2 separate regions of the Homo sapiens genome follow, and region 2 is linked to region 1. The links are chromatin loops, found by intact Hi-C in ENCODE. Cell type or tissue: heart right ventricle. All regions are shown on one strand. Links, peaks and the distances in the headings refer to the core of each region. The heading gives the core; the rest is flanking DNA.

Region 1 (15,536 bases), core at 4,084-12,083:
GTGTGAAGCCACTGCTACCTGGATGCTTTTCAGTCTGCCTTCAGCTCATGGTTTTCTGGTTTTATATATATCTAACTTTATACTTTAAAACCTTTAAAGTAGAAATTGTAGAGCTCAGAGTCTTCATAACACTAAAAGTTAACTAGCATTTAGGAGGTTTTTGTTACTGTTCTTTAATTATTGTTCCTTTTGCTCACGTATCTGTCTGCATGGCATGTTCGTTGTTGTTGAGCAGGCAGACCTCGAGTTCTGGTGTGGGGTGGGGGGCTGGCACTCTGTAACAATCAGCAGGAAAGACCATGCATGTCTTTCATAATCATCTCCAGCCCCAGAGGAAAGAGACAGCTTCTCTTTTCTCACTTTATTGTTGTTAAGGAGCAGTAAATTTCTTAAGAGTCCAAATCTTGAAAGTTTCTCTCTCAGTCTTAGTAATTTATATTGAGAGCAAGGTAATGTCCTTAAATGGTATAGTTTTGGAGATAAAATCTCTGGTTTATTATCAAAAAATAATGTTACTATTATTAAGTTATTTTTATTAAATGCTGCATGATTCTTGGCTGATGGTCCTGGAAATTTTTTAAAATGTTCCATGTGTCTAGTAGGCTAGCATCTGGGGCCTCAGTAAACTCTCAAGGGTCCTTTGAGATTAACTTCATTTCCGTAACCTTGTTACCTGTTACAAAAGCCCAGAAATACTGGCTGCTTCAAGAGGAAAAAGAAAGGATACCACTTTGAACCGTAAACAATAGTGAAAGGCACCTTTCCGAGAAGGAGCCCAGGAAACCCAAGAGCCCCTGCAGTTTCAGGACATCCTTGGAGAAATGTTTTGAAATTAAGCCTAGCTGTGGATGAGTCTGTCTGTGGTATCTTGCAGGTTTGCCTAGGACGGACCCTCTTATTTGTCATCTGTAGCTTACAGGACAGCAGTAGGAGTCTTTCCCGAGTCTGAAATGATCAGTACCCTCCTCTGTTTTTCTGCATTCCCTATGGCCTATAGCCTATTACTTCATTTCACTCCATCTCCATTATTTAAACTAAGCTAAATGTAATCTTGTATTCGATCATCTGAAACTTCGGTGAGTCACATTAAAGTCTGATCTACTTATTATTAGGACATGGAATAGATTAGGGAGTATTCCTTTTTTTTTTTTTTTTAATTTTTTTTTTTTTTTTGAGACGGAGTCTCACTGTCGCCAAGGCTGGAGTGCAGTGGTGCAATCTTGGCTAACTTCAACCTCCGCCTAGATTAGGGAGGATCTCTGACATCCATTAGCATTAACTAGAAGTCAGACGCATCAGAAGGTTTCTATTTACCCTCTTACTCACTTCTTAGCCCCTTTATTAAGCCACCTCATTTTAAACTGGGCAAAACAGAATCAGCCAAAGAGCTTTGCCAGGTTTGGGACACCCATTCATGACCAGCCAGCAAGAGAGACAGTGAGTTCAATCTGAGAAGAGTCTGGTGACTCCCAGAATAAACCATTCCTTCCTGGCCAGCCGTGGTGGTTCATGCTTGTAATCCCAGCACTTTGGGAGGCCAAGGCGGGTGGATCTCCTGAAGTCAGGAGTTTGAGACCAGCCTGACCAATATGGTGAAACCCCATCTCTACTAAAAATACAAAAATTAGCCAGGCATGGTGGTGGGCGCCTGGAGTCCCAGCTACCCAGGAGGCTGAGACAGGAGAATTGCTTGAACCCGGAAGGCAGAGGTTGCAGTGAGCCGAGATCGTACCACTGCACTCTAGTCTGGGTGACAAAGTGAGACTGTGTCTCAAAAAAAAAAAAAAAAAAACTTTGAGTTTATTTTTCTTCTTTGTACTCTTTTTTCAGTCATTTTAAGACTAGTATTGGGCTGGGCCGGATGGCTCATGCCTGTAATCTCAGCACTTTGGGAGGCCAAGAGGGGCGGATCACCTGGGGTCAGGAGTTTGAGACAGGCCTGGCCAACATGGCAAAACCCCATCTCTACTAAAAATACAAAAATTAGCCAGGGGTGGTGGCGCTCGCCTGTAGTCCCAGCTACTCTGGAGGCTGAGCCAGGAGAATCGCTTGAACCTGGGAGGCGGAGGTTGCATCTAGCCAAGATCGCGCCGCTGCACTCCAGCCTGGGTGATGACAGAGCGAGACTCCATCTCAAAAAAAAAAAAAAAAAAAGACTAGCATTGATTGGCCAGGCATGGTGGCTCACGCCTGTAATCCCAGCACTTTGGGAGGCCGAGGCAGGTGGATCACCTGAGGTCGGGAATTTGAGACCATCCTAGCCAACATGGAGAAACCCAGTCTCTACTAAAAATACAAAATTAGCCGGGCATGGTGGCACATGCCTGTAATCCCAGGGAGACTGAGGCAGGAGAATCACTTGAACCTGGGAGGCAGAGGTTGTGGTGAGCCGAGGTCACGCCATTGCACTCCAGCCTGGGCAACAACAGTGAAACTCTGTCTCAAAAAAAAAAAAAAAAAAAAAGACTAGCATTGATTTTATTACATGTATATAATGGAAAAAAGGAAACAAGATTATCATTGATAAAAATATCAGCTACCTCTTTTTTTTTCCCCACAGAGTCTCACTTTATCGCCCAGGCTGGAGTGCAGTGGCATGATCTCAGCCCATGGCAATCTTCGCCTTCCAGGTTCAAGTGATTCCTGTGCTTCAGCCTCCCGAGTGGCTGGGACTACAGGCGCCCACCATCGCGCCTGGCTAATTTTTGTATTTTTAGTAGAGACCCGGTTTTATCATGTTGGCCAGGCTGGTCTTGAACTGCTGACCTCAAGTGATCCACCGCGCCCAGCCAAAGCTACCATTATTTGAATGCTTATTATGTGCTAAGGTAGATGTCTATATACATAGATACAGTCATATTCATTTTATACATATAAATATGTATGTACATTATATATATGCATATTTTATGTATAAAATGAGTATCATATATATACACTTATATGTGTGAAATGAGTATATTTATACACATGTACAAGTGTGCACACACACTCATTTAATTTAATCTCCATAGTCCACCCCATTTTGTAAAAGAAACTGAAGGTGAAGTTTGGAGAGATTAAGGCACATATTTTAAAAAGTATCAGGGCCTGGTGCAGTGGCTTACGCCTGTAATCCCAGCACTTTGGGAGGCCAAGGCAGGTAGATCAGGTAGATCACTCAAGGTCAGGAGTTCAAGACCAGCCTGGCCAACATGGTGAAACCCCATCTCTACTAAAAATACAAAAATTAGCTTGATGTTGTGGCACATGCTTGTAATTCCAGCTATTTGGAAGGGTGAGGCAAGAGGATGGCTTGAACCCAGGAGGCGTAGGTTGCAGAGAGCCAAGATCACACCATTGCACTCCAGCCTGGCGACAGATTGACACTCCATCTCAAAAAAAAAAAAAAGTATCAGGCTGAGCCAGGTCTATCTGACCAGACTCTGCCCTTTTAGCCACTACACTGTGCTCCCTTTAGAAAAAACAGTTGCAGGCGTGACAGTTGCATTACATTTATTTCATATATTTGAATTAAAATTGGAGACTCAGGCTTGTTGTTTAAAAAAATTCTAAGTGGTCATCTTGTTTACAATTTCCAGGCTATTTCCACACCCCCAGATTTTTGCAGAAAGATAGTCTTTTATCCTGTCTTGTTAAAGTTTATTAACTGAGGTCTGTTGTCTCCCTTAGTGCTATACTTAATCAGCTACTGACAGTTTGTTCTTAAAAACAATCAAAATCCTTGCTAGAGTGGTTGAAAGTTCTTATCCTCCTTTAGCAATAATTGGTAGGATTAAAATTGCATTGCCTGAAAGGCTGAGGTGTTTGCACTTAGATGCTGCAAGGGAGACCTGGTGTGGCCAGGTCTGGAGAGGGCTGCAGTCAGGAAGCCTGCACTCTGCTTGGAGAGCACATGGCTTTGGAGAGCTATGGGCTATTTGTAGTCGGGAGCAAAACTCTCTCTCCTTAGGATCAGGCCTGGCCTTGCTCAGAGACTGCAGAGTCACCCATACCCTGCAGGCAGAACAGCCAGGCACACGCAAGTGCCTCTGCCCTCAGGTTGATCCATGTTGCCATGGGCAGTGTGAAGGCCTCCTCCTGCAGCTGCCTCCTTCCTCTTTATACCTCAAGGGATTATAGGAGGAAAAGTTAAGAAAAGCACTTCTATAGTAATTGACCAGTAACCCTGATTTTTCCGGTGGAAGATTAGGAAATGTCCAGGCACCATGGCTCATGCCTATAATCCCAGCACTTTGGGAGGCTGAGCCACATGGATCACTTGAGCCCAGGAGTTCAAGACCAGCCTGGACAACATAATGAGACCCCATCTCTACTTTTTTTTTTTTTGAGACGGAGTCTCGCTCTGTCACCCAGGCTGGAGTGCAGTGGCACGATCTTGGTTCACTGCAGTGTCTGCCTCCTGGGTTCAAGCGATTATCCTGCCTCAGCCTCCCCAGTAGCTGGGACTACAGGTGCATGTCACCACGCCCAGCTAATTTTTGTATTTTTAGTAGAGACAGGGTTTCACCATGTTGGCCAGGCTGGTCACAAACTCCTGACCTCAAGTGATCCGCCCACCTCAGCCTCCCAAAGTGCTGGGATTACAGGCATGAGCCACCACACCCAGCCTTTTATTTTTTTAATAAAAAGAAAAAAAGTTGGGAAATGGGCCAGGCACTGTACATGGCTCATGCCAGTAATCCTGACACTTTGGGGGAAGGTGAGGCAGGAGGATCATTTGAAGCCAGGAGTTCAAGGCTGACCTGGGCAACATAATGAGACCCCCATCTCTACAAAAACATTTTTTAATTAGCCAGGAGTGGTGGTGCATGCCTGTAGTCCCAGCTACTTGAGAGGCTGAGGCAGGAGGATTGCTCAAACCCAGGAGTTTGAGGTTACAGTGAGCTATGATCACACCACTGTACTCCAGCCTGGGTGATTGAGCAAGACCTTGTCTCTAAATAAATAAATATTTAAAAGTAAAAGAAAATTAGGAAACGAAAATATATCTTAAAGACTTTTAATCATTTTCAACTAAAATATTTTGGATAATACTGCCTTATATTTAGGCAGTATATATTAAAGATTTTCACATGCATGATTGTACTGTCGATGACCCTGCTGTATACTACTGATCTGATTATGAAGTGGTTGGCAGTTATTTATAGTAGTTAGACTTTTTTTAAATTGGTAGATTAATACCTAAAGCAATGCCAAAGTTATCCCAACCAAGGATTTCATTAATTTAGTCATTCAGCAGATATAGATGACTGCCTGCTATGTACAGTTACAGAACTGGACTTTACAAATAGAAATTAACAAACTCAGCCTATTTTTGCCCAGGGAAGCTGATCGCATTGATCATAAAAACCTCATTCGTAGTTTGAAAAATATTTTGTCAGATTATTTTCAGCACAACCTGCACATCTCCTTAAATTTTTTTAATGACCAGAGTTACCCCTTTTAAATAGAATTCTTCGTGTTTACTACATAAAAGTAAAATTCATACTGTTGTCTTGACACTTAGTTTTTATTCATTTTGAGATCTAAGACTGAAAAGTCTACTTGTTTAAATCCCCAATCACCTATTTTTTTCTTAAAAAGTGATTTATGTCATACCACTGTAGCAAATAATATGTTAATGTTTGTTTCATTTTCCTGAAAGAAGTAATGATTTTTACTTAGTGGTTAAATATTTTATAATGAAATTTTTAATGTTTATGTAATAAGGCAAGATTTTTGTTCATAAGGTATTCTGAAGAAAATTGAAAAATGTTTTATTACTAGTACATTGCAAATGTCTTGTCACTTCTTTAACATAAGACATAAATTTTATCTTAGAAAGTGTATCTGGCCATTGCAGTGGCTCATGCCTGTAATCCCAACACTCTGGGAGGCCGAGGTGGGCTGATCACTTGAGGCCAGGAGTTCGAGACTAGACTGGCCAACATGGCAAAACCCTATCTCTACTGAAAATATAGAAATTAACTGGGCATGGTGGCGCGCGCCTGTGATTCCAGCTACTCAGGAGACTGAGGCACAAGAATTGCTTCAACCCGGGAGGCATAGGTTGCATTGAGCTGAGATTGCACCACTGCACTGTGACAGAGTGAGACTCTGTCTTTAAAAAAAAAAAAAAAGTGTGTCCATCTGAAGAACTTTTAATTACAGCTAATGTCAATATGTACTGCTAAACCTTTTCTTACTTTTTTTTGATATATTAAAAGATCACATACTCATTTAATTACCTGTAATAATTTTACTTTTTCAACAAATGTCAGCATTTCTTTGTTCATTGGCCAGAGAAGGAACCCTGCTTTGTTTTTTTTCTTTCTCTCTGTAATTGATTAGATTTTCTGTTTAATTTGTGCGAGTTATTTTTGTTAATTTTTTTTTTTTTTTACTTAATTTCTTTTAGAAACATGTCATTCAGGTTTATCAAAAGGTAGGATTTATATATACACATTTATTTTTCAATCCTCACTCCCAAATGGCTCCTGCAATTAACATTAGGTTTGGCTTTCTGGCCCTGTTTTTTCCTTATAAACTAAACTTTCTGCTGATAACTAAATACTTAATTCCTTGAAAGGAAATTGAAAAGAAATAGATTAACTCTGTCAGGCATTTTAAAGGGACTATGGTACCCATGCAACAAAAGGCTGATGCATGCTCTGTGTATTTTCTTTCTTTGGTAGAATTATTTAGCATCCAAATAATTCTGTCTTCATACTAATAACACTTAGCATGCTCCTGTTTGAAGAATGAGATGCTCAGTAATGTTAATGTACAATTAATGATTATCCACAGGCATGCAAAAGGTAAGTATTAGTTGTGTTATTTTTATTTCACTGAGGATGGAATTAGCAAAAGGCTTTAAAATGACAGGAAAATTAGCTAATACAGAAAACAAGCATAAAATTCAAAGCTACAGCCTCATTTGATTTGGCTTTTTCAGAAATTAAAATGTGAACAGCTGCGTAGCAGAAATGTTTTAATATTTTCAGAGTTGAAAGCCACTTTCCAGCAACCACTGAAGAAAGAGTATCTCATTATTTTTACTTAAAGCACTACAGAAAGTGGTGTTCTGATTTTATTAATATTTTTTAGGCCAGGCATGGTGGCTTATGCCTGTAATCCCAGCACTTTGGGCGGATCACTTGAGCCCAGGAGTTCAAGACCATCCTGGACAACATGGCAAAACCCCGCCTCTACAAATAATATAAAAATTAGCCGGGCATGGTGGCACGCATCTGTGGTCCCAGCTACTCAGGAGGCTGAGGCAGGAGGATCACCTGAGCCCTGGGAGGTCAAGGTTGCAGTGAGCCATGATCATGCCACTGTGCTCCAGCCTAGGGGAGTGAGACCCTGCCTCAAAAAAGAAAAACATATTTTTTGATGGTGATAATCAAGAAACCAAAAATATTGCTTTCTTAATGCACACATGAGGCAGGAAATCTTTCCTGAAGGGCTACATTGTACCTGTGCCTCTCAAGTCACCAGAAGGCCAAGCTGCAGGTCAAAACTGCGGGAAAAGCACTTTCTTCCTGTTGGCAGTTCCATTCTATTATTATTTTTTAATTGATCTTCCCACTTGTCTGATTTTTCCTTGGACAGAACAGGTAATAACTGAATATAGAATCCAGCTGATAGCCTCATTGGCTTTTAATTGGAAACCCATTATACTGTGTGGCACAATTAGAAAGTGAGAATAACCCCATTCTGAGGCCGAGTGTGCTCAGGCTGAAGAGCCAGCAGGAGTGCCCGCTGTGCGTGCGTGGTGTGCGGTGTGTGCAGTGTGCAGCGTGCAGCGGTATGGCATGCAATGTGTGTGATGTATGCAGTGTGCAGCATGGAGCTGGCCCCTGTGCACACCCCTGCAGCCTTGTGGAAGAAGGTAGCGCTGGCTCAGTCAAATGAGAGGAAGAGTTTTCATAAGCCCGGCTGGTGTTTAAAACGTGTTTTGGCTTTGTTCATTTTATGGTGTTGGTGTTGGTATTGGTGGTCATGTACTGGCATGTAAGATTTCTTTTCTCTTTCCCTCTTCTCTCTGCTTCTACATTCTGTTCATTGAGGCTTCCAACTGAATATGAGAGGAACGGGAGATATGAGGGCTCAAGGTGAGGGAAATGATTTTTACTTAAAATTTTTTTCAGGTGTTTACTTCATTTCTGTGGCAGAGGCGACTATTTTCTGAATGTTCCCTACTGTATTCCTGCTGTCTCTGTAGGAGTTACGTAGAGAGGGTGGCCACAAGGGGGCGCCAGCCTGCCATGAGCACCGTCCAGATCCAGCTTGGCCTCCGCTCTACATTTGTGTTTGTGTTCAAAGCACGGCGAGGCCTTCAGCCTTCCTGCCTGGGCGTTAACAGCCTTTGGAGGTCTGGGTTGGGTAGCAGTGCTCAGAGAAATAAGCCCTCAGTTCATCACTGACCCCTCACATGGTTCTCTTCACAAGGAATAAAAGCAAAGTACTTAATAGAATGTCCATATTTCAAACTAGATATGTTTTCTTCTAAGAATGGTGATTATATAGTTGAGTGTTTTGCTTTTCTTTTTTTTTTTTCTGAGACACGGTGTCGCTCTGTCACCCAGTCTGGAGTGTAGTGGCGTGATCAGGGCTTACTCGAGTTCCCAGGCTTATGCGATCCTCCCACCTCAGCCTCCTGAGTATCTGGAACCACAGGCACTGCCACCATGCTGGCTAATTTTTGTATTTTCTGTAGAGATGGGGGTCTCGCCATGTTGGCCGGGCTGGTCTCAAACTCCTAGGCTCAAGTGAACCTCCCACCTCAACCTCCCAAAGTGCTGGGATGACAGACATGAGCCCCCGCACCCAGCCTTGCTTTTCCATTTTGTATAGTTATCATTGCATGGATTTGAGGGGAGGCAATCACCAGGTAGCCTTAGGACTCTATGTCCCTTGTTCTAGGTCTCTTCCACTTGTGCCCTTTTTTTATGCCAGTCACCAGCAGGCTATTTCAGGTCCTCATTCACCGTTTGTCCTTTTGGTCTTTCTAAAAGCCCGCTTCTGGTCATATGACCTTTCTGAATTAAAACCTTCAGTGACCTCCACTATTTCACCTGGCCACGTCCCTGCGAGGCCCTGAGTGGCGTGGTCCAGGCTGCCCCAGCAGCCCCAGCTCTGCTGCCCCATCAAGGCAGAGCACTAGGGTGAGTGCCAGGCAGCATTCCCTCTCCAGGCCTACCCATCCCAGCCAGGAGCAGGCTCTAGATCCTGGTTTGTTTCCCCACCCATAATAGGAAGGTGACATAATAGGACCTACGTGGGCATCAAGTAAGTTGGGGCCTGACCACCACAAGTGCTCATTAAGTGCCACCAGCTGTTGTGGGGGTGATGACACTGTGCCTCCAGTTCCACTCAGTCTGTGTACTTTATTATGCCACAGACACATCCTGTACTTTCCTACCTCCCCTTTGGCTGTGATCCCCTCTACTCAAAACAAACACTCTTCCCTATCTTCATTGCATTTTGTTGAAATCCCATGGCTCTTCATAGCTCTCCTCAGATGCAGGCCCACCCCCACCCGTGCTGTTTCCTCCTTGTCTCATCCTGCCTGTCACGTTCTCCTGCTCGGCGGGCTCCACCTCTTCTGCTGCCCTCTAGGAGATGGCCAGCCTTTCCTGTGCTGCCACTGTTGTCTCACCTTACAGTCTTCCTGGCTCCAGATGAGTTTGAGAGCTTTTGCTTATCTTTGTAACCCATTTAGTATCTAACGTGGCATTTTATACATAGGAAGCTTCTCTCATCAGTATTGGTGGATGTGAACCAAATTGAATACTGGCAGGTTGGTGACACGGAGAGCTATGTGCATATGCAAAAGCTGTAGCCCCTCACCTCTGGTTAGTTGGCCATAGGATGGAGTGTACTTAAGGTACATAGACTATTTTACTCCCAAGAATGCTAGGCACTCACTGTCTTAATTGAGGCCACCAGATACACACATGAGAATATAAATAACGGCTTGTGGCAATAATGACTAAATGCCAAGGAGTGGCTGGTAAACCGCGGTGTTCCCTAGAGACCCCGGCCTGGGCTCTACTTAGGCTGCCTCTTGGACATCAGACCAAGGCTTACATTCTGAATCCACAGGGCATCCACATGGGTGGTGTCAGTCCCCCACAGACAGAGAAGTGTCCCGTTGCATTTTTCCATCTATTCCAGTAGTAAGATTGTGTCATTTGAGATTTTCTTTAACTGTATAATTGGACGTTTAATTAACAAACCAGAGAGGAGGAAAAACAATGAGGTGGGTAGAGCATCATGTTCAGCCTCAGGGCTGTACAGCAAAGCAATTTTAGACTGCGGATGTTGAGTCTCCAGTTACCCTGAGTGCCAGTTACAGTGATTCACATCTGAAAGAACAGTACTGCAGGAGAGGGACAGCCCAGGGTGGATGGGTGGGGTGGGCAGGAGCTGGCTGGCAACTCCTTCCCTGAGCTGGGCCTGCAGAGCCCTGAGGAGTGGGGCATGCTGTCCTTTTTGCCTGATTTCCAAGGATTCTGCTTAACGAATTACTTCGTTCATTTTAGTAAGCACAGGTGGCTGGTGAAGATTTTCCAGCTAGGTAGATCTTTTTGTGTGTGGCTTATGACTTTTAGGGGGTGAGGGAAGAAAATAGACGAAAATAGACTTAGTTACAAATGTGAGTCTGTGCAGGAAAATGTGGAGGTCAGTCGTTAGTTGTGTTGTATCAAAGACGTGAATGAGGAACTAGCTGAAGTGTAAGAGGTTGATTTTCCTGTACGATTAAAAATAAACCTGCCTCTATGCATTTCAGTCGCAATGTATCTGCTGAGCAAAAAGATGAAAACAAAGAAGCAAAGCCTCGATCCCTACGCTTCACCTGGAGCATGAAAACCACTAGTTCAATGGATCCCGGGGACATGATGCGGGAAATCCGCAAAGTGTTGGACGCCAATAACTGCGACTATGAGCAGAGGGAGCGCTTCTTGCTCTTCTGCGTCCACGGAGATGGGCACGCGGAGAACCTCGTGCAGTGGGAAATGGAAGTGTGCAAGCTGCCAAGACTGTCTCTGAACGGGGTCCGGTTTAAGCGGATATCGGGGACATCCATAGCCTTCAAAAATATTGCTTCCAAAATTGCCAATGAGCTAAAGCTGTAACCCAGTGATTATGATGTAAATTAAGTAGCAATTAAAGTGTTTTCCTGAACACTGATGGAAATGTATAGAATAATATTTAGGCAATAACGTCTGCATCTTCTAAATCATGAAATTAAAGTCTGAGGACGAGAGCACGCCTGGGAGCGAAAGCTGGCCTTTTTTCTACGAATGCACTACATTAAAGATGTGCAACCTATGCGCCCCCTGCCCTACTTCCGTTACCCTGAGAGTCGGTGTGTGGCCCCATCTCCATGTGCCTCCCGTCTGGGTGGGTGTGAGAGTGGACGGTATGTGTGTGAAGTGGTGTATATGGAAGCATCTCCCTACACTGGCAGCCAGTCATTACTAGTACCTCTGCGGGAGATCATCCGGTGCTAAAACATTACAGTTGCCAAGGAGGAAAATACTGAATGACTGCTAAGAATTAACCTTAAGACCAGTTCATAGTTAATACAGGTTTACAGTTCATGCCTGTGGTTTTGTGTTTGTTGTTTTGTGTTTTTTTAGTGCAAAAGGTTTAAATTTATAGTTGTGAACATTGCTTGTGTGTGTTTTTCTAAGTAGATTCACAAGATAATTAAAAATTCACTTTTTCTCAGTAAAATCTTGCATTGTCTCCTAATGCTGTATTTAACACATCCTCAAGTTGAGCAGAAGTAATGTGTATGAAGGCTTGGGGCCACGTGGACCTTCGCAGGGGTCCCAGCATTTTGTGATTACCAGCATATTTTTTCTCCCAAGGCAATAAAGAGAGAAGATGGCCCTCATGGTGACCCAAGAAGGAAGGGAATCCAGAGCAGCTGCAGCTTAACCCTGGGAGTTGTGGCACAGCCCTATGGAGAAACACCAGGTCTTGACAGTTCTGGGTTGGTTCTCTGTGAAGTATGTAAATTTCCTTTCTCCTTTCTTGTGATTCAGTACATGAATCAGACCTGCAGCTTTTGTCCAACACCTACATGGTTGTGTAGGGGTAATGAGCTCATAACTCATTGTGTTGCTTTATTCTCACAGGGAAGTTGTCACACTGATTGGTGTGCTATTCTGGGTTCTGGGTTTGTTGTTGGTCAGAGTATGAAAGTCTGGAGGCCGGACACAGTGGCTCACACCTGTGAACCCAGCACTTTTGGGAGGCTGAGGCTGGAGGAACATTGAGTCTGGTAGTTCAGGACCAGCTTGGACAACATGGTAAGACCCCATGTCTTCAAAAAATAAAAACATGGGCCAGGGGCGGTGGCTCACGCCTGTAATCCCAGCAATTTGGGAGGCTGAGGCAGGCGGATCACAAGGTAAGGAGATCAAGACCAACTTGGCTAACACGGTGAAACCCCGTCTCTACTAAAAATACAAAAAAATTAGCCGGGCATGGTGGCGGGCACCTGTAGTTCCAGCTACTTGGGAGGCTGAGGCAGGAGAATGGCGTGAACCCGGGAGGGGAGCTTGCGGTGAGCCGAGATCGCGCCACTGCACTCCAGCCTGGGCGCTAGAGCAAGACTCCGTCTCAAAAAAATAATAATAATAAAATAAATAAATAATAAAAACATCAGCCAAGTGTGGTGGCACACCTGTGGTCCCAGCTCTTCGGGATGCTGAGGTGGGAGGCTTGAGCCCAGGAGGTTGAAGCTGCAGTGAACTGTGATTGTGCACAGCACTCCAGCTTGGGCAACAGAATGAGACCCTGTCTCAAAAAAAAAAGAAAGAAAAAGGAAAAAGTCTGGACAGTCAATCAGAAATATTGTTGTCTCTCTCTAGCGTGGGCAAGGCACTGTTGTGATTGAGATCCTCAGCAAAACAGACACCTCTCTCCTTGAGCCTGACATTCTAGGCAGTGGATAAACAAGTAAGTTACCTAGTATGGAGCACAGCAGCACGTGTGAGAGAGCGCAGAGCAGGCACGGGTTTCATCAGCACTCTGGGTGTGAAGAGTGCTGCTTGGGCAGAGGCCTGGGTGGGCACGTTCACACAGATTTCTGGGGAAGAGCACTGCTTGGGCCTGAGGCCTGAGTGCATGGCGTGCCTGGAGCAGAGCGTAGAGATGCTTCTCCTACATGGCAGCAGCTGAGGGGATGACAAGGGCCTTGTGGCCTTGGGCTTTCAGAGGATCACCAGGCAGCTATGTTTGGAACTCACTGAAATGGGGCAAGGAGAAGCTGGGAAAGCCGCCTGGAGGCTCTCAGCAGTAATACAGGCAAGAGGTAGTGCAGCCTTGGGTGAGGATGGGCCTTGGCGCTGATGGTGGTTGGGTTTTGGACATGTTTTGAAATAAGAGGCAACTGCATTTTCCCTGGAGTTGGATATGAGGTGAGTAGAGCCAAGGACAGCTTCATGATTTTTGATCTGAACAGCAAAAAGGCCGGAATTGCTGTTTGTTGAGATGCGGAATGTGGCTGGGGAGATGTTTGGGAACAGGAGGGGAAGAAGATGAAGAGAGCAAGCTGGAATGTGCTGAGTTTGAAGTCCCTTTAAACACTGAGTGGCAACGTCTAGTGGGCAGTTGGATAAACGTGAGGGGTTCGGCCAGGCGCAGTGGCTCACTCCTGTAATCCCAGCACGTTGGGAGGCCGAGGTGGGTGGATCACGAGGTGAGGAGATCGAGACCATCCTGGCTAACACGGTGAAACCCCGTCTCTACTAAAAATACAGAAAATTAGCCAGGCGTCGTGGCAGGCGCCTGTAGTCCCAGCTACTCGGGAGGCTGAGGCAGGAGAATGGCGTGAAGCCGGGAGACGGAGCTTGCAGTGAGCCGAGATCGCGCCACAGCACTCCAGCCTGGGCAACAGAGCGAGACTCTGTATTAAAAAAAAAAAAGTGTGAGGGTTGGGAGAGGTCGGGTCTGGGAGAGACCATAGGAAGCCCTCAGCAGGTGGAAGGCTCCTGCTCAAAGCTGTGAGACAGAGGAGAAACCAGGACTGAGCCCTGGACACAGCACGGGGAGAGGCCCCGGGGAGAAGAAGTGAAGCTGGCAAGGCAGCAGCAAGGAGGGAGGGCCCTCCAGGTGTCAGGCAGGTGGACATCATGACCTAAGGCTCACCTTGCGGGAACTTTCTAACTTGACTTTTAGCAAGTAAGTCCCCTTCCCTCTCTCTGTCCAGTGCCTTTCAGAGTGGAGTCCTCTAACGGAGCTGATTGTGCCCAGTCACAGACAGTGAGGACTTCCCCAGCTTTTTTTGCCTGGTGCAAGCTGGTTTTTATATCCCATTAAAGCATCATAAAGCCAACCCGGACAAGAGAATTGGGATGTCTCTCTGCACACATGAGCCTTTTTGTTTGTTTGTTTGTTTCCCCGGAGACGGAGTCTTGCTCTGTTGCCCAGGCTGGAGTGCAGTGGCGTGATCTCGGCTCACTGCAAGCTCCACCTCCTGGGTTCTTGCCATTCTCCTGCCTCAGCCTCCTGAGTAGCTGGGACTACAGGCACCCGCCACCATGCCTGGCTAATTTTTTTGTATTTTTAGTAGAGACGGGGTTTCACCATGTTAGCCAGGATGGTCTCGATCTCCTGACCTCGTGATCCACCCGCCTTGGCCTCCCAAAGTGCTGGGATTACAGGCGTGAGCCACTGCGCCCGGCACACATGAGCCTCTTTAAGGAGATCTACACACAGACTTCTCTCCCCCTTTGCTGTCCTTGTCTGTCACTGTCCCTTCTGCTGAGCAGAAAACCAAGGAGATGTTCTGCCATAAATTACTTCCTCCTCTGGGTAGATGTTTCTGAGCTGTTCTATGAAATTCATGACTACGAAACTGACTTCCTTAAGATTCCTACCCCAAGGCCAGGCGCAGGGGCTCATGTCTGTAATCCCAACAATTTGGGAGGCCGAGGCGGGTGGATCACCTGAGTTCAGGAGTTCGAGACCAGCCTGGCCAACATGGTGAAACCCCGTCTCTACAAAAATATAAAAAAAAATTAGCCAGGCATGTGGCGCACACCTGTAATCCCAGCTACTCGGGAGGCGGAGACAGGAGAATCGCTTGAACCCAGGAGGCGAAGGTTGCAGTGAACCGAGATCTTGCCATTATGCTCAAACCTGGGCAACAGAGCAAGACTTCATCTCAAAAAAAAAAAAAGATTCCTACCCCAGAAACACCCATCACAGCAGGTTCCTGTGCATAATTTCTGCAGAGGTGGAGCAGAGCCCTGCCAAGCAGAGGCTGGGCCACAGCGGACTTCCTCTTCCTTATCTTTGTAGCTGGGACTGATTTTGAATTGTTTTCCATTTTTGCATTCTCAAGGACACATTGAGTACTAGAAGTTAAATTCCTTTAAGAAAAATGAGTTTCTGGAATGCCCTGATGCAGTGGCCACTCTTTATGCTCGTATTTTCTTGAGGGGCTCACTTGTCATAAGCAGTGGCTGCGTTTTAATGTGTTACTTGGTCAAATAAGGAGTGCGTGTCTCAGAGACTAGTATTCATCC
Region 2 (15,536 bases), core at 2,470-10,469, 51 kb after region 1:
GAAGCGAGATGGGCGGGGGCGGGTGTAAGTAGGACAGCGCTTTGTGCGCGTTGCTATGGCGCCGCCGCCGCCCGTGCAGGCTTCCTCTGGGCGCGTTCCCAGGACGCAGAGCCTGCCAGTTGGCCCTCCCAGCCCCTGGCAGGGCCCCATCCCAGTCGGGGGGCCTCAGAGCTTTCTCCACCCACAGGCTGCTGGGGGGCAGACTAATTGTCCCACTTCGTTACACCCTCAAACCCGCAGCACACATGTGCTCACAGCCACGCAGCACACACGTGCTCACAGCCACGCAGCACACACACACACACAGGAATGTGCACATGCTCACACATACATGTACACATGCCACACACATGCATACACCCCACAGCCACAGGCAGGCGCTCAGTCCTTAGCGTGCCCTGGGGCTGCAGCCTCCAGGTTCACACCCAGGCCCCAGGGGCCCCAGGCCAGTGCGCGGCCTCCGAGCAGAGCACACGTGGTGGTGGGCATGAACGTGCAAGGCCAGGGGCTGCCCCATCTCAGCCACCTGCTGAGACTGAGAGGTCATTGCTGACCTTGAGGAGGAGGCTGGGGGCCTAGAATTCAGAGGACAAGCCAACCTGAACCCTACTCCCCACCGCTGGGCCTGTGGGACAGACTCAAGGCCCTGTGCTGGGAGGACTGGGACTTCTGATGCCGGCGAGCTGAGGCTGGGCCCTTCCTGCTGGGCCAGCGCCTCGCCGGCCACTGGATACCAAGCGCCCCATTGGATGCTCACAGCCCCACAGTGGGGTGAGCACCACCAGCCCTACACGCAGGACAAAGTGGCCTAGAGATGGCACGGAGGGGGCCGGGCAGCGACGCTTTGCCGGGGTGTGGCAGGAGGGTATCTGTCTCTTGAGGCACAAGAGGCCTTGGGTGGCCCAGCCTGGCTCCTGTTGTCAGCTGATGTCACAGGGTGGAGAACCTGGGTGTCCGGGGAGACAGATGGCCCCGGGTTCCCTGGCTGCCCTGAAACCTGCTGATGACGACCCCACCAAGGGGCGGGACGGCTTCCTTGCACTTGGCGTCCTGGAGAGGTGACGGGCTATAGGCTGCAGGGTGGGAATGCAGGGAACACCCAGGCCCTCTCTGAAGACCACAGCTGGGCCCTCTGACCCATGCCTCAGCCTCCAGCCCAATGGCACAGAGCTGGCCGAGGTCCTTGCCCCACGCGTGCCGCCACCGGCTCCTGAGGGGCCGGTGGACAGGGACCCGGCGGTCCCTTTACCAACAGGAGGCCCATGGCTCTTGGCACTGCCGCAGAGGCTGTGGCTTCCTCAGGAGCACATCTGTCCTTTGGGGTAAACGCTGCTGCCTCTTAGAATCTGAGGCCCCTGGGACAGGCTGGAGCTGAGGCTGACAGGCAGGGCCCTCGTCACAAAGCCGCTGAGTCCCCCCGAAGCCCTCCTGAGCGCGGCGCTGTATGAGAGGTACCCAGAGGTGCTCTCAGAAGGCAGGGCTGGGTTTGGGGCAGGGCAGGAGTGGGTACCGAGAGGCCCCAAACAGCTTCCTGAGGGAGAGGGGGCTTCACAGAGGCAGCTGCCTCAGTGACCCTGTGGCAGGTGTGTCTGCTGGCACCGAGGTCTTTTAGGGCAATGAAGGAGAAAGGGCAAGACAGGGAGAACTCGGGGGCATAAAGGCCAGGGCGCGGGGGCCTGGCTTGTTCCTGCAGCTGCAGCGACATGCGCCAAGGCTCGCTGTGGGCAGAGGTCTCCGCCACCAAGAAGCGAGGCTGGAGGGCAGGCACTGATTCTCCATCACCACACCCAGAGCCCCCACTGGGACCAGCGAAGCACAAGGCAGCCAGTGCCACAGCCCCACACCCCGCCCGCCAGCTGCCCTGTGTGGTGTGGAGGCGGCTCCGGGGGCGGCTGTTCACAGCAGTGACCCCCGCCTGCTGCACGGCCACTTGAGCTGTCCTGGCTGCTGCCAACGCCACTGTGAAGTATGGTGACCCCATTGGCCAGGGATGGGGTCAGCACCCACGGACGTGGTCGGGGAGGTCACCAAAGCCTTCTTGCCGGAAGTGGCATTTGGCTTGGGGTGTGGAAGAGGAGCACAAATTACCCAGGAGGGCCGGGCCAGGGTCCAAGGAAGGGCCACCTGTGCAGAGACGCAGGGCTGATGGCACAGGCCTTGCCCACAGGCCCTGCCACGGGGAAGGACAAGCCCCTGCCAGCCGGCTGTGAGCCACCACCATCCTGATGACAGACCCACACCGGCAGGCAGGGCAGGCTGCCTGTGGCAGAGTTAGGGGGGTTGGGGGGCGTAGGTTAGAGACTGCCAGATCTGCTGGGGATCCGTACCAACCCATGATGGTAGCAGGTGGTCACTGGATGCCCCGCGCAAGCGCCATCCACCCCCAGAACAGAAGCGCAGCTCAGGCGATGCCATGGCCACCTGTCCACCATTGGCCAGGGCAGGTGCACCTGGCGTGGCCCAGGCAGGACCACTTCTGGTGTTCTGGGCTCGGCAAAACCTGGCCTTGGGCGCCACCTGGTGACCAGACATGGGAGAACCAAGCAGGCAAGTGGGGGCCTGGAGGGGCAGGTGCGTGGCGTTTGGGGGACCTCCAAGGTCAGGGAGCCACGTGCTGTGCAGGTGAGCCACCCTGCAGGCCAGGGGCTGTGTGGAGGGCGGCAGGTAGCAGGGTCTGTCTGGAGTCCTCCCTCCACCCAGCCTGGCCAGTGCGGATGCTGAGCTGTGTGGGGCCCATGTGCACTGGGACTGGTTGAGGGAACAGGCCAGCCATGGTCCCCACTGCAGCAGGGACAGGCCTCGCACGTTCAGCTAGAGGCACCCCCTGGGGCGGGCTATCGGGTCTGCCCTGGCACAGACCTACTGCCGGTGTGGGGTCCATGGCAGTCACTGGGCCAGACTTGGTGGGCTGCTGTGGGGCAGGCCTTGGGGGGCTCCCCAAAGAGAACCCAACCCAGGGGAAGCCTGGGACTGGTGCTGTGCTCTCTGTGGGAGCCACTGATCTCCAGGATGCAGTCCTGCCCCTGTAGGGGCCCGCTGCCCCAAGGCTCTGTGGGATCTGGCCCTGCAGACTCTCACCTGCCTGCCAGGCTCCAACCTGGGGGTCCTTGCTCCAGCCGTCCAGCCTGCACACTCTTCCCCAGGCCCCCATGGCCTGCTCCACAGGACCACCTGCATAGCCACATTGGTGCTGGGATGCCTGCTTTTCCTTTCAGGGGCTGGGTCAGGATTAAGGGCTGGAAGATGCCCTTTCCGGGGAGATGAAACCAGGATGCAAGAGGAAGGGGCACACACGCCCAGGAGCCCCAGGCTGCCAAGAGCACCCTGGGCCTGCTGTGGCCATCTGCAGGCAATGCCCAGACCAGACCACAGCTCAAGAAGGCAGCTGGGCGCCTCGCTGCCCCACGCCTGCACCCTGACATCCCCAGCACGTTTTTTAATTTTTTTTTTCCATTTTTTATTTTTTGCGTGTGATAGTCTTGCTCTGTCGCCCGGGCTGGAGTGCAGTGGCACGATCTCGGCTCACTGCAACCTCTGCCTCCTGAGTTCAAGCAATTCTCATGCTTCAGCCTCCCGAGCAGCTGGGACTACAGGCGCCCGCCACCACGCCCAGCTAATTTTTGTACCCCAGCACCTTTAATAAGCAGCTATCGGCGAGGCCCAGTGGGTTCTGCTGCCCATGCTTCTGTGACCCCGCCCCCATGGCTCACCCCTCCTCCTGCCAGCCAGGCCAGAACCCTGGGTGCCCGCATCCCCTGGTGCCGTCCTCACTGCCCCCAAATCCTTTCCCACCCCCCTCCCCCAACCCCACTGCTGCCCCCAGGGGCACTCAGCAAAGCCTCCAAACCTCCCTTGGCTTGTGGGGCCCAGGAAGCCCTGGCAGTCCTGGCGCTGTCCCCTACCCGCTGCCTGAAGTTCTTCCAGGGCCTCCAGTGTGCCCGGCCCTGGCTCTGGGCTCTGCTTTTGAAAAGTCTTCATTTTCCTTTACATCCCCACGTGCAGAGAAATGCCGGCTGCGCCCGAGGAGCAGAGTTGGAGGGGCCCCCGGGAGAATCTGAACATCCCAGTTTCCTGATCTCTTTCTGGGTCTCACTTTCATCTCTGGCCATCAGCAAGGGCATGCCCCTCCACCCGAAGGCCCTGCCTCTGTGCCAGGCTCCAGGTAAAGGGTACACCCAGCGGGGCCCTGACTCCCCCAACATGGGTGATCCTGGTGGCACACGCACAGAGCTCATGTACACCCAGCCACGCCTGAGGGTGCCGGTTCCTGCTGACCCCCCGTGCCCCACAAGACAGGTGCCCACAGAGCTTTGCAGCATGTTCCCCGACTCAGGAGGCAAAACCGTCCCCCTGGGCTCTGCTCCTGCTGCCCCCGGGGCCCACGCCACCTGCAGAGTGCACCCACAGGTGTCAGCGTGTTGAGCCAGGTGCTGCTCTAGGTACTGGGGATACAAGCAGGAACGGAACAAGTTTGGCGTCTTCAGGGTCTCAGGTGGCGGGGCCCCTGGCATCGTGCTAAGCCCTCTGAGGACGATGAGGCAGGGTGGGGCAGAGCGCAGGCACTGTGGTTGGAGACTGACTGCAGCTGACATCTGGCACGTGGTGCCCGCTGGGGTCCACGTGGCCCACTGGGCTCTCTGGCTTCTCTGAAGCCAGGCGTGGCTGCTGGTGGTCAGAGGATGGCTTGGTCATGCCAGAGCTGGGACACAGCACAGAAGCCAGTCCTTCCTGTGGGAATGGCCATCAGGTGGCCTGGCCATGAGGCTGTTTCTGCCCGTGACCCAGCACCAGACAGCGGCCGTTCCACTCTCACCCTCTCTGGGTGACTGGTACACCCAGAGACAGCAGAAGGGAGAGGGACCTCAAGGAACCCGGCTGGCCCTCCGCATCCATTTCTGTCCCTGTGAGCAGAGCCCTGGTGCCTCTCTAGGCCCAGCCTGCCCAACCTGGGAAGGGCTGGCCTGGGACCCAGAGGCGGGAAGATGGCTCTGTCCTGGCTCCCAGCCACACTGAGCCTCGGGCACCATGCCCTTCTGTCAGCCTGCAGATGCTTGCTGGGCACCCTCCCTGCCCCAGGCCTGGCAGGAAAATGAGGTGACAGAGGCGGCCCTGGGGAGCTCCTTCTGCTCACCTGGCCACCCCTCACCTAGGCCAGAGCCAGATCCCGGCCCCGCCTGACCTTGCCCCGCAGCGGCCTCTGCAGGCGCAGGGCCTCCGAGCTGCCAGGACACGGCTTCTGGTCTTCTTCCTCCCTCCTGGTCCACGCAGCAGTCCTGGGTGCCCCACCCCACACGGCTATGGCCCTCTGTGGGTCTGCCCTTCCCAGCCCTCACCAGTCTGTGAAAGCACTGGGGATGCGGCGAGTTCACGTGCCCGTGGGGAAGGGGCCAGGAAAGACACCAAAGTGGTAAACCGCAGGAACATGAAGCTGTGAGGGCTGGTGACGCCGGGCGGGAAGCCAGGTGGGGAGGCAGGCTGGTGCGTGGCCTGACCCCACCTCGCAGCCGGGAAACTGAGGCACACAGAGATGTCTTGCACATGTCAGGGCCCCAGGTAGGTGGTGGCAGGAGTCTGGGACCTTGGGTGGGCCTCACCAGTCACACAGCCTTGGCTGACCTGTCTGTCCTCCCATCCAGCCAGAGGGACACAAAGACCTCTTTGTCTCTCCACCCTTCCGCCCAGAGCCTCCCCAGCCAGTGCAGCTCTGAGCGTGTCCCCCAGGGAGGGAGACAGCCCCTGGTGGGGACTGGCAGTCCTGGCAGCTGCCCTGAGGCACAGGCCCTGGGGGACTCGGTGCTTTGAGGGCAGGGGCAGGTGATGGAGATCGGCTGGGGAAAGGGAGGCCGAGAAGGCGGCAGTGTGGAGCGTGTGAATTTGTTCATGAACTTAGCTACAAAAATGTCTTTTCCAGTGTCACAGCTCTTCTAGAATTTGACTAGCAGGTTTTCCGATTTTTACTGGAAAGCCCTTTAAATAAAGAAAGAAAAAGAAAAAAAAACGTCTTCCTCAATCAAATCCGAGGTGGTTCCTTCCCCCACCAGGCTGGCTGGGTGGGGAGAGAAGGCTTGAAGCCCAGGCTCCTAGGGAGAGGCTCTGCTCCCCACCCCAGGGCTGGGCTGGGACACCGGCCCTTCCTGGCAGGGGTGTCCTACTCCACAGAGGAGCCTTGGGAGGTGGCCACCACTGGGCCACTGCCCCTCACCAGGCCCAGAGGCCCAGTTCTCAGCCTGAAAAGAAAACCTGCCCTGGGCCCCTCATGACCAGGGTGAGGCTTGTTGGGCACAGAGGGCCTGTCGGGAGCACTGGAACCCAGCGGCCTGGGAGGGGCCCAGGTCTGACGCCTCATCCTGCACCAGGCTCGCTGCAGGCCTTCAGCTCCAGAACTGTGTTCTCAAAATCCTGTTGATGCTGCCACAAGTGGGCTCTCTCCTCCCCCATTCCGGGAAGGTTCTGGGTGAGTGGCTAGCCATCCCTCCCACTGGGAGCTCCAGTATCTGAACTGCCAGCCACCTGCAGCCGCCACCTCACCCCAGGCGGTGCTGCACCCTGGGCTGGTGGGACCAGCCTGGAGGGCCCTCCTGGGGCTCTGGGGCTCATGGACAGCCTCCCACAGAGTGTCTCGGCTGGTCTCATTTCTGTCTGGGAGGGAGTTGGGTGAGCACCAGGGAGAGGCTGAGTGGATGCCCGCCCACCTGGAACAGTGCTAGGTGGGGATGGGGGGGGGGCATCACGGGGCACACACAAGCTGTCGGAAGGGCCGATGTCCACAAGGGACGAGAGTCAGGGGCGCGGCTGTGGGGGTGGAGGCGGCCTGGAAGAGCAGGCATGGCACAGCGGCCGCTGGCTCATGTGGACTGGCGAGGCACTGTCCTGCTGGGGCCGTCCCAAAGGGAAGCATGGCCCGTCACTCCCCAGGCTAAAAACCATCCACGGCTGCCCCTCCTCATGGCTGAAGTGCAGCTCCTAGGCCCTACCCCGACGCTCTCAGGTCCCCTTCTCTCCCTCACCCTGTGGAGAGCGGACCTGCCTCCTGTCCCTCGGAGGACTCTCAGGCCCCAGCCCTGCCGCAGCAGCTCGTGGTCCAGCTTGGCTGGCCCTGCCTGGCCCTCCCGGCTCCAGCAGCAGTGGTGGCTGCCAGCACTCTCACTCTGATGAAGCTCCCAGCCCGCCGACTGGAACAGTGTGTTCACCACTACGGTCTTGCCTGGGAAGAGACGAACTCCTGCACTTCCTGTCACGTTCCACTTCTTGTCCGTGACCAGCTAACCTCCCACCTCCGCCAGGAAGCCTCCCTGGGCTTCTCAACCACCCCATCACATCCGGCCAATGCTTCTTGCGATGGATCCCTCAGAAAGCCACGTGACCTCTGCAGGGGCCCTTGCCCCAGGTCCACGCCTTTGCCCCCAGCACCTCACAGGTACTCGGCAGATGCTAGTTAAATGGAGACTCCACCCCAAGGCTCAGCTACCCTCCCTCAGTCCTCCTCACCCCATGGGTTAGTGGGTTTCCTTCAAGTACCTCACCCAGCAGCCAGGAAGATTCCTCTTCATGTCAAATCGGTCTGAAGGGCACACTAGGCACGCGGTGGCCCTGACACTGCCCCTCCCTGGTCCTTTCCAACAGCACCGAGGACATGGAGGTCGGCCCAGGCTCAGGAATCACAGAGCTAACTGCTCATTTCGGCATCACAAGCACGAGCAGACGAATTTCAGAGACAGAAGCCAACATCCCCACCCCTCATCTTCAGAGGCTCCAGCCTGCCTGGCCTCTGTGGCTGGGTGGCCAGCCAAGGGCTCTGGAATTGGAGAGGCCTTGCTTCTCTACAGCAGGGTGTGACCCGCTCTGGCCTGCTGGCCCTCCTGCCCCAGGGACCGAGTAGGAGGCACTTTTGATTCCACCCGGGCTCTCAGGGGGATGAGGTGGCCTCAGGTGAGAGATCCTGATTGGCCACCCCAGAGCCCCGGTGGAAGGTGCAGCAGAGAGAAGGTCCTTTGGATCCGATAAGCAGAAGGATTTTAAACACTCTCTGAAGCTGTCTGAAGATCTGAGATTTTTCCACTCATTTATTCAGCAAGTATTCGCCGAATGCCTATTACATGCCAGGAGCTAAGGACACTATTTCCAAAGAACAGCTCATCCAAAAGGCATGTGAGTGCCCATTACTGCCAGGACCTGAGGCTGCATGGATGAAGAGACAGATCTTGCCTTGAAAGGCACTGTGGCCTGGCATGGGAGAGACAGGTGAGCCACTGTGTTAGGAGAGCTATTAATAGGGTACAGGAACAGAAGAAACGCTCCACGGCCCAAGGGATGGGCAGGGAGGGCTTCGGATGAGAGCACCAGAACCCAGGGCCATGAACAGCAAAGTCATCTGATGACCTTACTCTCCGCTCAGCACTCAGAACCACCCAGCTCCATGTCCCAACACCCACAGAGGACTGAGGTGGGGCAGACACCAGTGTGAGATGGAGACAGAAGGTGGGGAACTGGCAACATTCATCTGAAAATGCAGCCACAGGGAAACGGCTCGAGACTGAAAGGGTTCTAACACACACTGAAAACCTACCATTCGCTGTGACCGCAGCGGGGACCAGAGATGGAGAGGCAGTGTGCGGCACTGAGTCCTTACCAAATGGGGTCACAGACCCCTGGCAGCTCCGGAAAGACCAAAGAATCCGAAGCGGGGAAATAGCTTCACTTCACTTCAACCTTACTATAGAAAGATACATTTTTGCAGTTGTAATTCACAAGTGGAAGACGTACGGACAGAATAAAGCACTCGTTTAAGACAGTCTTTCCACGATGAGGGATGCCGGTTCACTGACACAGTGACTTTGAGACATAATACTGGAGCTGAATGTTTCACATTAACCAGCTGAATCCTTTAAACCTAAGTGCTAAGTACTGCCCACCTTTCAGAAGAAACTGAAGCTCAAGGGCTCAGCTTTGAAAGTGGCACAGCTCGCCGGTCACGGTGGCTCACACCTGTAATCCTGGCACTTTGGGAGGCTGAGGTGGGCAGATAACGAGGTCAAGAGATGGAGACCCTCCTGGCAACATGGTGAAACCGTGTCTCCACTAAAAATAGAAAAATCAGCTGGGCGTGGTGGCGCACGCCTGTAGTGCCAGCTACTTGGGAGGCCGAGGCAGGAGAATTGCTTGAACCCAAGAGGCAGAGGTTGCAGTGAGCCGAGATTGTGCCATTGCACTCCAGCTTGGGCGACAGAAAAAAAAAAAGAGAGAGAAAGTGGCACAGCTGAGATGTGAACCTAGCAGTCTGGGCCCCAGCCTGCTTTTAGCCACTTGGCCAGCATTCCCTGAGGTGGGAGCTTTCAGAAATCCTGATGTCCAGACTGTACCCTATCCCGATGAAACCAGAATCGCTGGGGTGGGCCCCAAGCACCAGCCATTTCTTCAACTCTCCAGGTAAGTCCATGACTCATGAACTGTAACCAAATTGTCCTTCCCTCCTTTGCCAAGTGACTCTGGGCAGTTCCCTGGGCAAGGGACCACCTGAATCTCAGAATCACCTATGAAACAGATAGTATGAAAAACCTGCCTCAAGGGGTGCTGAGAGCTTAAAATGTACATAGAACATTTTGCACAGATGGCTGGGCAGTGGAGATGGGGCTGCTGGGGCAGCCTGGACCACACCACTCAGGGCCTCGCAGGGACGTGGCTGGGTGAAATAGTGGAGGCCACTGAAGGTTTTCATTCAGAAAAGCCATATGAGCAGAGCCGTGCTTTTAGAAAGACCAAGAGGGCAAATAGGTGAAATAGCCTGAAATAGCCTGCTGGTGACTGGCATAAAAAAAGGGCACAAGCTGAAGAGACCTAGAACTAGGGACACAGAGTCCTAAGGCTGCCTGGTGACCCCCACCCCCACCCCAAAATCTGTGCAATGATAACTACACAAAATGGAAAAGCAAGGCCAAGTGCAGTAGCTCATGTCTGTCATCCCAGCACTTTGGGAGGCTGAGGCAGGAGGATCGCTTGAGCCCAGGAGTTCGAGACCAGCCTGGGCAACATATTAAGACCCTGTTTCAATAAAAAAACAAAAGAACCCAAAACATTTTGTAAGATGCCCTCAGACATGTCCTGACCAGCAGGGGCGACCCCAGACCTGCATATAAGAGGCCTTCAATTAGGGCTCAGCTTGTACCCAGAATCAAGAGCCAAGCTTGCCAGGGCACTGCCCCTCAGCCCCTGCCACCTCGTTCCAGCTCAGCCCACTCCAGGGTTTCTTCTTTAAAAAAAAAAAATTATATTGATTTTTTTGTAGAGATGGGGTCTGTGTTGCCCAGGCTGGTCTTGAACTCCTGGGCTCAAGCAGTCCTCTCACCTTAGCCTCCCAAAGTGCCATGATTCCCGGTGCCACACCCACCGTCTCCTGTCCTACTTCTAACCAGCCTTGAAGGGCCAGTGAGACCCCTCCCTAAGCCACTGGTCTTTTTCCGGCTTGCACTTGACACCTGACCTGACACCAGACATTCACACCTGAGACAGACCAGGCGCAGCTGACTCCCCTCATCCCTTCTCTGACTAAACTGGAATTTCTCCATGGCCACTGGTGGCATGATGGATTCTTCAATCCTCAGCGCAACACGAGGATACACTAGGAGCCTGGTTAATGCTGTTGCCAGTATAAGTGATAAGAATCCTCACGTGTGGCCAAGGATTTATTCAAAAGCTCACATTTCCCCCAGAGTGTTTCTCTTCAACCTATACACATCGTTGTTCTTGGCTCTGGGCCTATCATGCGTTTGCAAGGCTTGCAAAGGCTGCCCCTGTTTGGATCACCTGGAAGATAAAAGCAGGCAGAGAAGACAACAAAAATACAATGGAAGGCCGGGCGCGGTGGCTCACGCCTGTAATCCCAGCACTTTGGGAAGCTGAGGCAGGTGGATCACGAGGTCAGGAGATCAAGACCACAGTGAAACCCCGTCTCTACTAAAAATACAAAAAATTAGCCGGGCATGGTGGCGGGCGCCTGTAGTCCCAGCTACTCGGGAGGCTGAGGCAGGAGAATGGCGTGAACCCGGGAGGCGGAGCTTGCAGTGAGCCGAGATCGCGCCACTGCACTCCAGCCTGGGTGACAGAGAGAGACTCCGCCTCAAACAAACAAACAAACAAAACGCTCCCCCCAAAAAAACAAAAAACAAAAAACAAAACAAAAAATACAATAGGAAAGGGCTAAAAATAGGAAAACTTATTGCTGTCACATAGCGGACTTAAAATAGACAAACAACTGCCCGAAGTGAGCCAGGCACGTCTGCAGTCCAAGCACACGGGCTTCACTAGACTTAGGGCTGGGAGAGGGCCGGAGGCCGGAGTCAGAACACCTCACACAGCCGGGAAGGGCCGAATAGACAGAAAGACTCCCACACCTCCGTCACAAAGCAGTGAAGACGGTTTCATAGCACACTATCACAACTCTCCTCTGGAGAGTGGATCTTTCAAGAACTGTCTCAGAGGTTCTTCTTTCTAAAAATAAAGTCAATTCTTATTTGAGACCCAGGCATCCTCCTGAGGGAGCAGAGCATGAGGCCCCCACCCCCATCACACACATACTTCCTAGGCTGTCTCAACAAGAGCACAGTGACCTGGTCACCTGGGCCTGGGTCCTGGCCCACACACAACCACCCTCACCTCCTTACAGCATGGCCACCAACTGCAGCCAAGGAGGCCACCTGCCCCCAGGCCTGCCTGCTGTGGGCTCCATTAAGGAAGGACTCCTCAGCTGGGCACGGTGGCTCACACCTGTGTCCCAACACTTTGGGAGGCTGAGGCGGGTGGATCACCTGAGGTCAGGAGTTCGAGACCATCCTGGCCAACATGGTGAAACCCTGTCTCTACTAAAAATACAAAAAATTAGCCAGGCGTTGTGGCAGGCACCTGTAATCCCAGCTACTCGGGAGGTTGAGGCAGGAGAATTGCTTGAACCTGGGAGGCGGAGGTTGCAGTGAGCCGAGATCGCGCTATTGCACTCCAGCCTGGGTGACAGAGCCAGACTCCGTCTCAAAAAAAAAAAAAAAAAGGGCTCCGCACCCAGGTCAGACAGTTCATGAAGGTGATAATATATAGAGAACACACACCTCAGACTCACAGCCTTTCTCCACTGCAAGCGTAAGAGACTGGTTTTATTTCAAGAATAACTAAGGGTATATTAACACATGTATCTCAAAGTAACATTGAATTATTGAAGACATACTGTTCCAATACTCAAACAGTTCACAGAGAGGGGACAGGAACCAATGTACTGGAAAAACACACTTGTATTATATGTAAAAATCGATGGCCAATATTTCTCTTATTAAGAGAAAAATACCCAACAAATTAAAAGGTGAAAAGCTGTGCTCAAAAAAAAAATAAAAAAACCCAAAACCTTGCATGCACAAGCTAAGCTCAGACCCTTAAAAACCAGATAGAAATTGACAAAGTCAAACAAAGGAGAAAAACTAGCTGAACTTCTCAAACTAAATTATATCAAATATATGTGCATTTTAGCAAAATAAACCACTAAACTATACTTTGTAGACATATTCATTACATTTATTTTAATAACTACTTCATTATAGGCTGACTGGCTTTCCTGTGTGGATAAAGTGTGATCTGAAAGCAACGCTGACTGAATGTAAATAAAGCAAACGTTCCCAGCCATTTTTGGCATGAACATGGACTACAGCGTTTAATGCAGACCCAAAGCCACACATTTTTGGGGAGTAGGTTTTACTTGCAGTACAGATTCTTTTCATTACAGATCACAAAAATACAATACAATGTGACAAGCCCAGTTTAAGAATTACATGCAGTAGCTCATATTAACACAAACAGCTCCCCACGAAGGCCGACAAGAGCTAAATCCGGTGTCAACAGGGTTCATTGCAGGAGTAGAATAATCCGGTACAAGGAACGAGAACAGATTGAAACCAGAAACAAAGCCATGCCTGACAGTCAATCAAGGTCAATCTGATCATTTCCATGACCAATTACCCATGTGAACAATTCAAAATGACGGTGGAAGAGCTGAGCACCCTGTACTCACACACGATGCCCACAGCTTGGCAAAAGGTACACAAACACTTGTTTGAAAAGAATGACTGAAACGTCTACTTTCAAAGAACAATGGACACTTTTAAAGGGAATGCTGACATTTAACTTTACAAAATGAAATTTAAAATGTAAGTAGTACTCTGGGGAAGAATATGCCTGAAGCGTAACCATGATTTCCCAGTGGTATAATTAAACAGAGCTCTAATTTAAAAACTCTTCCTGGGCTGGGCGCCGTGGCTCACACCCGTTAATCCCAGCACTTTGGGGGGCCGAGGCGGGCGGATCACGAGGTCAGGAGTTCGAGACCAGCCTGACCATCATGGTGAAATCTCAACTCTATTAAAAATACAAAAATTAGCCAGGCATGGTGCCACATGCCTGTACTCCCAGCTACTCAGGTGGCTGAGGCAGGAGAATCGCTTGAACCTGGGAGGTGGAGGTTGCAGTGAGCTGAGATGGCACCACTGCACTGCAGCCTGGGCAACAGAGACTCCATCTCAAAAATAAATAAAAAATAAAAACTCTTCCTCAAGATTTTAAGAGCATTCTAAAATTATGATACAGAAAAGCAATCCTACAACTACTGTGGCCAAAACGTGGATTCCAATGACCTGCCTTGAGCCCGCGGTTGCCAGGAGTTGGACCTGCAGTAGTATGGGAAGCTCACGGCCTAAATACCGACTGCCCTCTGACCCCACCGTCCAGCGATTCTAGAACATTTCTAGTAGGAAAGACATAGCAAGGGATTTTCATGATTGGGAAATACTGAGAGACAAGCTGAAGATTTGTTAAGGGCTATGCTTCTGTCATCTTTTAGGTATTTAAGGCTACTCCTTTAGCTAGCTACTTTGAGCTGTTTAAAGTGACTATCTCCCTACACAGAGTTACACAATGAGCATCTCTGAAAGAGAATATTACCCTGGATTTCCAAAGATGTACTCTAACAGGATGACCAGGCAAAAGGTGACCCGGGGGAGGAGTCTGTTATAACACTCGGACCCACATGTTCTCAAGGCACTTCAGAACTTTGGGAAATCATTTTGTACCGGATCCTCAGAAAGCATTTATGGAAATACACATCCTTTAGAAGAGAGATGCTTCACGCACGACTGACTTTAATGGCTCTTTCAGGCAACAGAGAAACCACCACATGCCCATGACATGAGCTCAGTTGTTCAGCAGGCACCCAGAGGAAGCCTTTAATTCCGAGCAGGTTTCACTGATTGGTCCTGGAGCAGGTGTAGTTATGACATTTACTAAGTGAGTGGTTAACAGCTGACTGCCTAGAAAACCTAGGAAGGCCTGGTCCCTCTGGGTTACTGACAGCGTCTACCCTCACGTTGTAAAACAGCACCGGGGAGGTGTGACAAGGCTGTCCATTTTACAGCCTTGGACAACAGAAGAGAACCATTATGTGCTACATTCAGACTTTCTGATTTAGTTTTAGTATAACCTGACATTGGTAACCCGTCTCCAGTATTCATCCTCCAACTACAGGTATGAGTGTTTCCTTTTTTTTTTTTTAAAGGCCCATTAACTTAATTTAAATGTTCCCATCCTTATGAATTTACTCACTAAGGAAAACTATAAGCTCAGATTTTACAAACAAAAGCAACTTACAAGGTATTATTGCTGGTCCTTTATCCCTTCTCTTTAATGCAATCTCAAAGGTTTTTTGGCTATTAGTTTTCATAATTTTCTTATGTTGCACACAAAAACAAGATTCCTCTCTAAAACGTAGAGGATGGGGAAAATGCAGATGCTGTTTTTCCAACTAAAAATGTTTACAAAAGAACAGACTGTCTGAACAAACAAAAAAACCCCACCCCGTTAAGCTGGGTAGGACCAATCAGGCCTTATAAGTGAAAAAAAAGCCTTCTATCGAGCATAATGAAACAGAACATGTACTGCTTGTGTTTGAACCTTACTCTTATTTAACCAAAAATTTCCCCTTTCTCATAATTTTCCTAGTATTATGTAAGGTTATGCCTAGTTCTAGATTCTGAAAGACCTGCATTTTAATGCTTGCACAACCCATTTAAAATCTACAAAAGCTGCCTCTATTTTGTTTTCTGATTAAAAACGCAAAAAAAAGGACAAACCAAACAAACCACACCACATCATACAGATAATGATCCGAATGGAAAAGTTAACGTGCTGTAATGATATTTGTCTTGCAACATCAAAAGCAGCAGATACTGAATAGAATTTGCTTCAATCATAAATACTGAGACTGAAATATGCACGTATAAATCAATGAACTGAAAGCTCTCTATACATAGAAGCACATATGAAGTGCAAAACAGTATCAAAAGTGAGATCTCTGGTATTTCAGTACTCCCATTCATCAGATTTCAGGTCGAGATAGCTGAGAATATTCTGCGCAAGCCTCACAGCTTGTTTCCTGGCAGCCTTACACTTCTCTTCTCCCTGCGGATCAACAGCATCCAGGGCTAGCAGCTGCTTGGTGAGCAGCTCTTCCA

What was found. Hi-C counts contacts between places; a loop is a spot of excess contacts. Peaks named below come from ENCODE experiments on the same cell type or tissue, not always from the same donor. Only the 100,000 strongest peaks of a DNase experiment are listed, where the experiment ranks them.
Region 2: it touches region 1 in a loop (2.9-fold over the local background); 98 of 110 quality-filtered maps call a loop at or near these places.

The regions. Positions count from the first base shown.
Region 1 is chr14:103,492,102-103,507,637 of GRCh38, forward strand. MARK3 (microtubule affinity regulating kinase 3) reads left to right here. Exons shown (of 18, transcript NM_001128918.3): 16 at 6,401-6,427; 17 at 8,055-8,099; 18 at 10,781-11,730. The coding sequence ends at 11,126. LOC112268130 (a long non-coding RNA gene) reads right to left here. Exons shown (of 2, transcript XR_002957595.1): 2 at 15,299-15,536. Among named protein-coding and RNA genes, the nearest start is that of CKB, 23 kb to the right of the region's middle. In heart right ventricle, for the core only: CTCF peaks have their summits at 8,240 (motif pointing right) and 8,440; a DNase peak (open chromatin) is centred at 8,260; H3K27ac peaks cover 2,442 bases.
Region 2 is chr14:103,544,437-103,559,972 of GRCh38, forward strand. It overlaps LOC124903392 (a long non-coding RNA gene), which reads right to left and starts at 9,045. Exons shown (of 2, transcript XR_007064357.1): 1 at 7,519-9,045; 2 at 1-7,204. It overlaps BAG5 (BAG cochaperone 5), which reads right to left. Exons shown (of 2, transcript NM_001015048.3): 2 at 12,115-15,536. The coding sequence ends at 15,385. It also overlaps the pseudogene RNU7-160P. RefSeq lists a silencer at 2,489-2,538 and an enhancer at 2,779-2,828. In heart right ventricle, for the core only: CTCF peaks have their summits at 2,537 (motif pointing left) and 2,754; DNase peaks (open chromatin) are centred at 2,505, 4,990, 7,155 and 7,756; H3K4me3 peaks cover 1,942 bases; H3K27ac peaks cover 6,401 bases.